2 separate regions of the Homo sapiens genome follow, and region 1 is linked to region 2. A link is a loop called in an ENCODE intact Hi-C map of the cell type or tissue named here. Cell type or tissue: dorsolateral prefrontal cortex. All regions are shown on one strand. Each heading gives the region's core, and the rest is flanking DNA. Links, peaks and the distances in the headings are about the cores only. Region 1 overlaps ADGRD1 (adhesion G protein-coupled receptor D1). Region 2 has its middle 38 kb from the start of ADGRD1.

Region 1 (5,372 bases), core at 154-5,153, 220 kb before region 2:
AGCTTCCTTGTCAAGAGACCAAGAGCCTGGCACTGACAGCTCCGGGCAACCGGTGCCTGTAAAACCCAGAAGTGTTCCAGCACTTCAGCTCTCAGAGAAGCCGCAGCCAGCTTGTTCTCATAATGCTAATGCAATAAAAATAAAACACCTGTTTCTGGGAAACAACAATATCATGCATTATTCAGCTACAATCTTTAGGTCCCGGGAAACCGTATCTGAAAGGATCAATCACTGAGAAATAAGTACCAAAATGTGCTACTTTTAAAGTGATGGTTTGACTTTTCTTAAAATGAACAATAGAAGAAGATCTTGGGGGAAGACGCTGAGCTGAAGCTCTGCGGACTCTCAACACGGCCAGAGCTGTCAGTGTCCCTGGTCAAAAGCAGAAGAAGAGGGGTCCCTGGATCTGAAGGAGGCTCTAGGCAGGGGGTGTGCTTTCCTCTCTGATCTATGACCCCCTTCTGCTCCCCCAAGGTTGGCCCTGGCCTAGGGGGCTCAGGCCCTGAGTCTCCAGGCCCCACAGCCCACCTGCTCGTGGGTGCACTTCTGTGGGGGTCTCACCCTCACGCCCCCGCCCCCAGGGTCCCACTTGTAAAACCTGACCATTCTCTGCTTCTTTTTCAGGAGTCTGGAATCACAATCAATAAACAGAGACTTTTTTAAAAAGTGAAAGCCAGGCTTCTCCCCCTGCTCAGACCTCACTTATTCTATTCTCCACTTTTCTTGGGGTAGGGGGGTGGCAGGGAAGTGAAAGCCAACCCTGTGGAGGGCCCCTGAGGAAGAATCTTATCTTGTTATTCACTGAGTACTGGGCTGCTTGGCACTAAGAAAATCACTAGAATAAAACCAGAGGATGAAGAATAGCAAGGTGCTGGGGAAGCTTCCTCACGATGCAGTGACTGCCTCTTCCTGCCTGGCGCCTGCTCCCTGGCTGTGCTTCCTCAGCCCTGGGAGTCAAGTGTTACACAATCCACACTAAGAAGATTGTGAGGAAGCATCCCTGAGGGGCAGACCTGGCCGCCCAAAGGAGAGGAGCTGAAGGCATTGGGAAATGTGCTGGGTTGCACAATGGAGAGGGACCCAGAGCGGTCTGTCCCCAGAGATGCCTGCCTGCACCTCCCCGGAAGGGACGCATCCCTGGGCTGCCAGGTGCAGACGCAGGTGGGAAGGATGGGCAATGCCTTCAGCTGTGCCCTGCAAAGACCTGGGCATGCTCTCCCGGGGCACGCTACCTCGAGCCTTCACAAGAGCTGCAGACACAGTGCCAGCCTGTCGCTTGGAGGACATTTCCATGGAGAAGCAAAGGCAGTGGACAGAAGCTGCTTCCTGGGTGGGCACTGATGGGAGGATGGGGCGCAGTGGGGTAGAGATGGAAGGCGGTGCACAGGTGCGGGGCAGGTGCACAGGGGTGTTCTGGTGACAGTGGAAGTAGTGGCCTCATGGGGCTCAGACAGGGGATTGTGAGCTTTTGCTGGAGACAAGCTGGCAACAGACTGGCTGACCCTGAACGCTGAGGTGAGGGCCTGGGGAGCTGAGGGCTGGGGTGAGGAAGGGACAGGTCCCTCCCCAGCCAGGCCATGAGAGGTCCAGGAGACCATCCTGGTCTCAGCAATGGAAGAGGAAAGGACGTGATCTCTGACCCCACGAGCATCTCTTCTCGCACGGGGCACAACCCTTGAAGGTTTCCAGGAGCTGAACAGCCCAAGGAGGCTGCAGCCTCTTGTCAGGTTAATTTATGGTGTTTGGAATTCATTACAGACTAATTCTCTCATAGATTCGCTGCTGACATATTTGCCACTTTTGCTTTCACATCAGAACAGATACGCGGTGGCTGAAGTAACAGTACAGAATGTCAGCTGCCTGGTACCCACGCCCTGCTTTTCACAAAGCCCCTGAATTCCCTGCGAGGGACAGCCTCCCCAGCTTTCAGCCCTGTGGTTTGGGGGTGCTAACTGAACAGTCACACGGTCATATGAGTGAATCCCCCTCTACAGGGTCTGGCTCAGGGAGGGCACAGGTCCAGCCTGAGTCCCCATCGTCCTCCAGGCGCAGGCCTCCGTCTCAGCAGGTGGGACAGGGACTCCCCCGTGGGCCTGAACCCCTGCCGCAGCCATTCGGCCACCAGGGGGCAGAGTCGACCTCGGCCTGAAGCCAACACTAAGGATGCGAAGGCGAGCTGGGCCCGGTGCTGCAACTGCCAAAGAATTCCTGCAACGCCAGGGCTTCTGAGCTCCGGACTTCACAGTCAGCTGCGTCAGTGAGTCCCCCTTCTGCTTAGGCCAGTGCATGCTGGGATTTCTGTCACCTGCAATCGGCTGGGCCGTAAGAGATGCAGGTCAGGACACCCCCGATGGCAGTGAGTTGTGTGGCTGGAATCCCTCCCAGAGACCCCGCCCCTTCTCCAGGCGGGGCAGCCCAGAGCACACCAGGACACTGCTCTCCCTTGCACCTTCCCTGATGTGCCAGCTGAGGGGGAACCTGTTATCATCCCGTTCTGCACGTGAGGAAGGCGAGGTGCTGAGGGGCTAAACTCGCTGAGCCCAGCAGATGGCCAGGGCAGATGCGGGACTGGCAGGGGCTTTCTGGCTCTAGAATCTTCCCCGTTGCCGCCCCCCAGCTGCTCATCACCCTGGGGTGAAGAAATCCCTAGGAGAACTCCGTAGACTCCGTTCTTCTACACATGGGAGCTCTGGGGCTGGGTAAAGGCCCTGTCCTGGGTCACGAGAGCCAAGCGAGGGCGTGAAACCAGAGCTGCCCTGAGATGGCAGGGACACGGAGCAAGTGGAGGACTTTGGTGCCGGCCACAGGAGGCAGGAGTGGCTATCTCTCCTGTGACCTCAAAGCATCCTCTGGGGGCAGAAGGGCCGTGGCACTGCTGGCAGCCTGAGGTCAACTTACTTGAAGGCACTGGGGTCTCCATGGATCTTGTAGTTGTCGGCGCTGATCTGTGAGATGACTCTGGTCACAGCGATGAGGATGCCAATGTTGACCTGCACAAGAAACCATGGAGGAAGGTGAGGGGGGCCTGGGCTGCACCTGCAGGAGAGCTGCGTCCGCCTGGCCACTGCCCTCACCACAGGCTACCCCTGCCCAGCCAGGGCTCCTGGGACACAGGGGCATCACTGGGACAAATCTCACCCTGTTCCGTGGGCTTTTACCAACACACACAACATGCAAGCTTGCCTCTGAGAGCACCTGCACTGAGAAGACAGCAGAGACGAGTTCTAGTCCCAGGAACACATCCGGGCATGAGGGCATGAGCCTGGGCCAGACCTCATCTTAGCATTTGCTTCGTTAGTGTGACCCTGGGCAACTCACCCAGGTCCTCGGAGCCTCAGTGCCCCAGGTGATGAGAAGGATAGTGCCCACTGTGCAAACGACTGCTCAATGTGCCAGGCCCCGGCACAGGAGCTGGCTCTCATCTCCCGCCCCGGCCCAGGCCTGCGGCTGTGCGAGCCACAGAAGCTGCGGCAGAGGGGCATCATCTCCTGCCAGCACCCCTCCTTGCTGGGAAACTGCTGGAAGGCTCCTGTTGGGACCTATGGGGCTGGGCGGGGCACTGAGGGGCCCCGGCAGAGGCTTCAGCACAACCTGCCCCTCACCTGGGCAGCTCCCTCAGTAGGAGGCTGGCGAGGCAGGCACAGCATGGGGAAGAACCCCCTAGTGTCCTCTGGCTGCGGGGTTAGGGTGAGGGTTAGCCTTCTCCCTTGTGTCTGAAAAATTCTGAGGCCGTGTACAGAGTCAGCAAGGAGTCCAGTTCCAGGATAAAGTCCTCTGTGTGAACTCTCAGGCTCGAACTTTCAGGCAATGAACAGGGCTCTACCTCGCCGGCCTCACAGGGCAGCTGCTGTCCCCACGCCAGCCTGGGCGCGGCCAGAGCCTGGCAGTCTCTGAAGGGAGCTGCAGTCGGAGGGCAGCCACTGGGGCCCCGCACGGGATGGCCAGCTTCGCTCTCCCCCCGCACGGGATGGGCCGGCCTCGCTCTTCCCCCGCACGGGATGGGCCAGCATCGCTGTTCCGCACACCTGCACCCCTCGCCTAGGTGCCCGCGCCAGGCCTTTCTGAAGCAACTGCTGAGCCCGCCTCACCCTAGGGGCCTTGAAGCCACCTTCTGTGCCCAGGACTTTTCCACTGTGAGCCCTTCCCCTTCCTCCTCGCGCAGCTCCCGAGCCCATGAATCAGCAGGAGCCCTCCGCCCAGGGCTCTCTCAGCAGGAGACCGGCCCTGTCTGCACGGAGGCTTCAGACCCTCCTGGTGCTGTTCTTTGGGAGAGAGTGGTGCGTGGTGGGGCCGCCCCCTCCTGCCTAGCCCCTTAGGACACTATTGTGGCAGTGAGCACCCCAACTGTTCCCTCCTCGGCTCCTGTCTTCACTGACCACCTCAACACCTGGAAGCTCAGCTCACGCCCAGCTCAGCTGACAGTCGGATGCACCTTAGTTGCCCTTATTTTCCCATCTGTAAAGTGAGGCTAATAACAGAAGTGTCCAAAGGCCAGGGAAGGGAAAAGAAGTCAACACATTAGCCACCCAGCATGGTGTCTGCACAAAGAGCATGTCCAGAAACGCTGATGCCCCCCAGCCAACCTCACTGTGTAACGACGAGAAGAAAGCCACACTCAACTAGGAGCAGCAAGCGGGAGCAGCGTGGATGACAGGTCAGTGGTTTTCAAATGCAGTGATGATTCAACTAGGACAGTGACAAACGCGTGACTAATGTGCAGTTATTACTTCGAGTGGGGATTTCAATTGCAGATGGCTGATGGTCACTGATGTGTGAGTGCGGCCCATGCCCTCGGGGCAGGCTGGCCTTGGCCATCTGCCTGGGAAGCACTTTCGTGCCTCCAGTGGTGGCTACAGCATCACACAGAGAGGGAGGTGGAGATGGAAGGTGCCCCAAGTCAAACTGCCACAGACCCTGCCTGCTCTTACTGAGATTCAGAAGTTTTTCTTGAATAAATGCTTTTAGTGTGCATGCCTTTGTTTCTAGAATTCCGACTATTTTTTCAAAACAATTCTTCCAGTTCTTTCCTTGTTTTGGGAGTGGAGATTTCCCCAGGTCCTGACTCTGCCATTCTGCAACTCCTGCCCCTTTCCCTTGAGGGATTTCTATTCCGGGTACCTCACCCACTGACACAGGCGGGGGCCTCATCTGTAACAAGATTGGAAACAACCTGAACGTCCACACCGAGACAGCAGGGCGGGGCTGTCACTCACACCCAGACAGCAGGGCGGGGCTGTCACTCACACCCAGACAGCAGGGCGGGCCTGTCACACCCAGACAGCAGGGCGGGCCTGTCACTCACACCCAGACAGCAGGGCGGGCCTGTCACTCACACCCAGACAGGAGGGCCAGCCTGTCACTCACACCCAGAC
Region 2 (5,372 bases), core at 84-5,083:
CCGCTGTTAGCGCACAGCTTCTATCGAGACATCTAGAATATGTCTAGATGTCTAGAATATGTCTAGATGCAGAACTATCAATTCTAGAATTCCACGACGAAATCTTTCTCAAGGTTCAGACTCCGAGCCTCAGCGTTCTGCTCTGCTGCCCCCCTCGTGGAGATGGGTGTCTACTGAGCTCGCGGAGCAGGTGGGTGTCACCTGCGCTAACAGGTACTTAGTAAGGGGGTCCGTTCGTCAAATGGAAACACGCCACCCTTATCGTGAAAAGGGGAGCCGTCAGTCCCCACTTTCCCCTGATATCCACTATCTTTACCATCATCTAATGACGGAGGATGACCCGGTGTCCTAGCGGGATTACCAGGATCCCACCAACGCTAGCCTCACCTCCAGATACTCCACGCTCACCCAGCGTGTGCCCACCATGTTCCAACCACACAGACCAGCCGGGTCCTCCAAAAGCCCGCATCCCTCCTGCCTCAGAGGCTTTGCACACACGCCCCCTTTCCCTGGAATATGATCCACCCCACCCCACCTGTGGCTCTCTTGGCCAATGAACCCCGGTTCTTCCTTGAACCTCAGCACTTCCCCGACTTCTGAAGCTCACAGCCCCCGTTAGACACGTTCACAGCTGCCCGCTGCGCTTCCTCGCTGACAGCATTTAAAAGTTAGGAATTACCAGTCTCTGTGCTTGTCTCCCAAACTAAAATAATAAGCCTCAACAGGAGAGGTACCAAGCTGAGTCTGACTCACCCTTTGTCTCCAGCCGCTAGTGCAAGTCAGGCCTCCCGCACAGGGCTGCCCAATTTTCTTGAGTGAAGAGATGAGATGAATCCTGCAGGTGGTAAACAGGGTGGAGGTAGGCTACTGCCTTCTGTGGAAGTGCCTTCCTCGAGCTACGTACTGCACAGCACCCTAATACCGACGCGTGGTTCAAGAACCACTAGCCTCAGTGTCGGCCGGGAGCCGGTTAGAAAAACACAGAGTGCCAGGGCACCCCAAATTTCTCATGAAAGTTTGAGAGGTGCTGCACAGTGAAACTGAGGAAAGCATGCATGGACGAACAAAAACCTGTGGCTTTTGTCTCAGAGTCCCTTTGCTAAAATCTTGCCGATTGCCTCTTTCCAAGCATCAAGACCTGATATCCTCTGAAATCTCAGAAATCTCTAAAGCGATGATATTTGACAGACTTATGTGGCCTTACGAACCACCTGGATACCTCAAAGGACTTTTCCAGCTTAAATTGATTTATCTGATGCCCCCACAATTGACAGAGCTACTGCAGCTGGCGTCACGACGTTAAGAGCTGCCACAAAGTCTCCCTGTTTTCTTGAGTGTTTACGTTATACCTTCAATGATTGACCTTCCAGAGACACGATTTCACTGAGGCTTAGAACATTGAATTATTTCAAGACACAGCTCCACACACACGTATTAGTTCCCCTAAAAACCTGGATATTAGGTGCATCTGAACTACCCTAGGTATTCAGTGGCACAGCGTCTGCCTCGGCTTAAAATATGACTTCCCAATAACGTTGTTATTTCTACGATTCCTTTGCTGGCTGTGCATGCAGATATCTGCGGTTTCATGTGCCTCTTTGCAAAGGCAATCAGCCCAAGCAGCCGAGCGTAAACGCATTTCTAGTCGTCTGTGCTGCTCAGGGCGTCTCAGAAGACACACCAGTCTTTCCTCCCCTAAGTTGTAATGCTCTGAAGCACTTAAGGATTTCATTAGCAATGAACTAATCGCTGTTCTGCAAGACCTGAAAAGAAAATTAAAATGTGACCCAGAAAAGGACACCGTCCTTTGGTACTGCTTAGGCAGCCGAATCTCTCTTGTTCCAAACGACACCTGCTTGATGTGGCTTTTCTTCCGTAATAAGTTACAAATCCGTACTGCGATCATTAATCATGAGAGCCTCATCCACGTCCCCTTTTTGAGAAGGTGAGCTGGAGGGGTGATTACCGCGGACCATTTGAACAAAGGCGCGTAAGAGTGTGGCCACAGCGTGGAGCGTGAGCGTCCCCATGTGTCGCGAAGGGGAATTTATTCCATGAATGTCGCAATCGCCAATTGCACAGCGATTCTGAGAGGCGGCAGCCCGGCCGGGTCCTGCGTGCCGGGGATGCGGAGGTGCATTAGACAGTCAGGCGCCCTACCCCATAGCACATATTTCAGCTGGACAGCAAATATCTGTGTGCCCCACAAACAAGTCCCAGAGGACAGGGACCTCTTGCTTGGTTTACCAAGAATCACTGAGCGTCTAGAAAGGGTTTGGCACAGGTGACCAATAAATATGTATCGAATGAACAAATACAAATAAAAAGACAATTACGCATTTTGGGCAAGGCATGTTGGCTCACACCTGTAATCCCGGCGCCGTGGGAGGCCAAGGTCGTCTTGAGACCAGGAGTTTGAAACCAGCCTAGGCAACATAGTAAGACCCCATCTCTACAAAAAATTAAAAAATAAAAATTAACCAAGCATGGTGGCACGTGCCCGTAGTCCCGGTTACTCAGGAGGCTGAAGCAGGAGGATGGTTTGAGCTCAGGAGGTCGAGACTGTAGTGAGCTATGATCACACCACTGCACTCCAGCCTGGGTGACAGAGCAAGACCCCATTTCAAAAATTAAAAAAGAAGGAAATTATGCATTTTAAAAATGTGGTTGCATGGGCCGGGCGCGGTGGCTCACGCCTGTAATCCCAGCACTTTGGGAGGCCGAGGCGGGCGGATCACGAGGTGAGGAAATCGTGACCATCCTGGCTAACACGGTGAAACCCCGTCTCTACTAAAAACATGCAAAAAAAGTAGCTGGGCGCGGTGGCGGCGGCCTGTAATCCCAGCTACTCGGGAGGCTGAGGCAGGAGAATGGCGTGAACCCAGGAGGCGGAGCTTGCAGTGAGCCGAGATCGAGCCTCTGCACTCCAGCCTGGGCCACTGAGGGAGACTCTGCCTCAAAAAAAAAAAAAAAAAAAAAAAAAAAAAAAAAGTGGTTGCATGTTTTTCTTCTTGAGTTTGAAGAGTTCTGGTATATTCTGGATACAAGTCCTGTATCAGATATGTGACTTTCAAGTATTTTTGCCCATTCTGGGATATACATACATTTTCATTCTCTTAGCATCATTTGAAGAGAAGAAATTCTTGATTTTGATAAAGTACAATTTATAATCTTTTTTTATTTATAGATCATACTTGTGTCATATCTAGGAATTATTTACCTCACCCAAGATAACAAAGATTTTCTCCTATGTTGTCTTCCTGAATTTTAGCAGTTTTAGGTGTTACAGCTAATTCTATTACCTTTTTTGAGTTAATTTTATAGATGATACAAAATATTAATTGAGGCTTGCTTTTTCTGCCTATGGATGTCCAATTTCTACAGCATAATTTGTTGGAAAGATTATCTTTTCTCCGTTGAATTTCTTTTGCAGCTTTGCCAAAAATCAATTAACCATATGCCTATGAGTTCATTTCTGGACTCTCTACTCTGTTCCATTGATCTTTTTGCCTGTCTTTATGCCAATACCACACTGTCTTAATTATGATAACTTTGTAGTAATTCTAAAGTCGGGTAATGTAAGTCTACCAACTGTACTGATCTTTTTCTAAGTTGTTTTGGTTCTTCTAGGTCCTTTGTACTACCATTTAAATTTTATAATCGCCATGTCAATTTCTTCAAAATCTGCTGAGATTTTTATTGGAATGGCATTGAATTGATAGATCAATTTGGGGAGAATTGACATCATAATAATACTGAAACTTTCAGACCAAGAGCACAGTCTATGGCCCATTCATTTAGACCTTCTTTCTCTTAGTAGTGGGTTGTAGTGCAGTGTCCTTTACATCTTTTGTGTCTACATCATTTTTATGCCTTTGTAAGTTATATTTCTATTTCAATTTCTGCTTGTTCATTATGATTACAGAAATTCAATACATGTTGTATATAGATTTTATATCCTTTTTTTTTTTTTTTTTTGAGACAGAGTCTTGCTCTGTCACCCAGGCTGGAATGCAGTGGTGCGATCTCAGCTCACTGCAACTTCTGCCTCCTGGGTTCCAATGATTCTCCTGCCTCAGCCTCCCCAGTATCTAGGATTACAGGTGCATGCCACCATACCCAGCTACTTTTTTGTATTTTAGCAGAGATAGGGTTTCACTGTGTTACCCAGGCTGGCCTTGAACTCCTGAGCTCAGGCAATCTGCCCACCTCGGCCTCCCAAAGTGCTGGGATTACAGGTGTGATCCACCGTGCCTGGCCCACTTTTCAATTATAGCAGCTTTTTTGTAGATCATATAGAATTTTCTACATATACAATATACCATCTGCAAATAAATAATGCCTTTACACTTTCCTTCCCAATCCAGTTCCCTTTTATTTCTTTTTCTTGCCTTATTGCAAGAGCAATTGCACATTGCACTGCACCTCCAGACAACATCGAGTAGACACAATGAGAACAGGCACTCACCCGTGCCTTGCCCTGATCATAGGAGAAAGTCTTTTTAGCTGCTTAAGTATAAATATATATTAACTGTAAATTTTCCATAGATTTCTTTCATTATGATGGGGAAGCTACCTTCTAATTATAGTTTGCAGACAGTTTTAATCAGAAATGGATGTTGAAGTCTGTCAAATGCTCACTAGGCTTCTATTGAGATGATCGTGTAATGTAGCTCCTGATATGTTTAATTATATTGATTAATTTTTAAATGTCAAGTTAATCTTACATTTCTGGGGTAATGCCTACTTGCTCATGATGTATTATCCTTTATATATATGTTAATTTGGATTTGCTAATATTTTAAGAATTTTACTCAAATATTGATGTTCAGTGCTATAACTTTCCCTCTAAGAATGTAATGCTATAAATTTCCCCCTAAAGCCACTTTAACTCATCTCATAAGTTTTGACATGCTGTGTTTTCATTCTCATTTACTTCAAAATGCTAATTTTTCTTTTGGTTCCTTTTTTGACTTATGGGTAGACATGTGTTATTGAGTTTCCAAATACTTAGAGATTTTGCTGAGTTTTTTTTATTGATTTCCAATTTTTCCAACTTTTTATTCCACATGACCAAAAAATATATTTTGTAAAAAAAAAAAAAAAAAAAAAAAAAAAAAAAAAAAAAAGGGGCCAGGTGCGGTGGCTCACAACTGTAATCCCAGCACTTTGGGAGGCCAAGGAGGGCGGATCACAAGGTCAGGAGTTTGAGACCCAGCCTGGCCGATATGGTGAAACCCTGTCTCTACTAAAAATACAAAAATTAGCCGGGCGTGGTTGCGGGCGCCTGTACTCCCAGCTACTTGGGATGCTGAGGCAAAATTGCTTGAACCCAGGAGGTGGGGGTTGCAGTGAGCCAAGAGCACACCACT

What was found. Hi-C counts contacts between places; a loop is a spot of excess contacts. Peaks named below come from ENCODE experiments on the same cell type or tissue, not always from the same donor. Only the 100,000 strongest peaks of a DNase experiment are listed, where the experiment ranks them.
Region 1: a loop joins it to region 2, with 6 times the contacts of the local background. A loop is called at or near these places in 75 of 110 quality-filtered maps.

The regions. Positions count from the first base shown.
Region 1 is chr12:131,129,343-131,134,714 of GRCh38, reverse strand. ADGRD1 (adhesion G protein-coupled receptor D1) reads right to left here. Exons shown (of 25, transcript NM_198827.5): 21 at 2,899-2,990. Among named protein-coding and RNA genes, the nearest start is that of LINC01257, 33 kb to the left of the region's middle. RefSeq lists an enhancer at 1,929-2,561. In dorsolateral prefrontal cortex, for the core only: CTCF peaks have their summits at 1,918 and 2,122 (motif pointing right); a DNase peak (open chromatin) is centred at 2,134; H3K4me3 peaks cover 444 bases; H3K27ac peaks cover 2,907 bases.
Region 2 is chr12:130,913,024-130,918,395 of GRCh38, reverse strand. No RefSeq gene overlaps it. Among named protein-coding and RNA genes, the nearest start is that of ADGRD1, 38 kb to the left of the region's middle. In dorsolateral prefrontal cortex, for the core only: CTCF peaks have their summits at 1,813 and 2,016; DNase peaks (open chromatin) are centred at 1,615 and 2,025; H3K4me3 peaks cover 1,157 bases.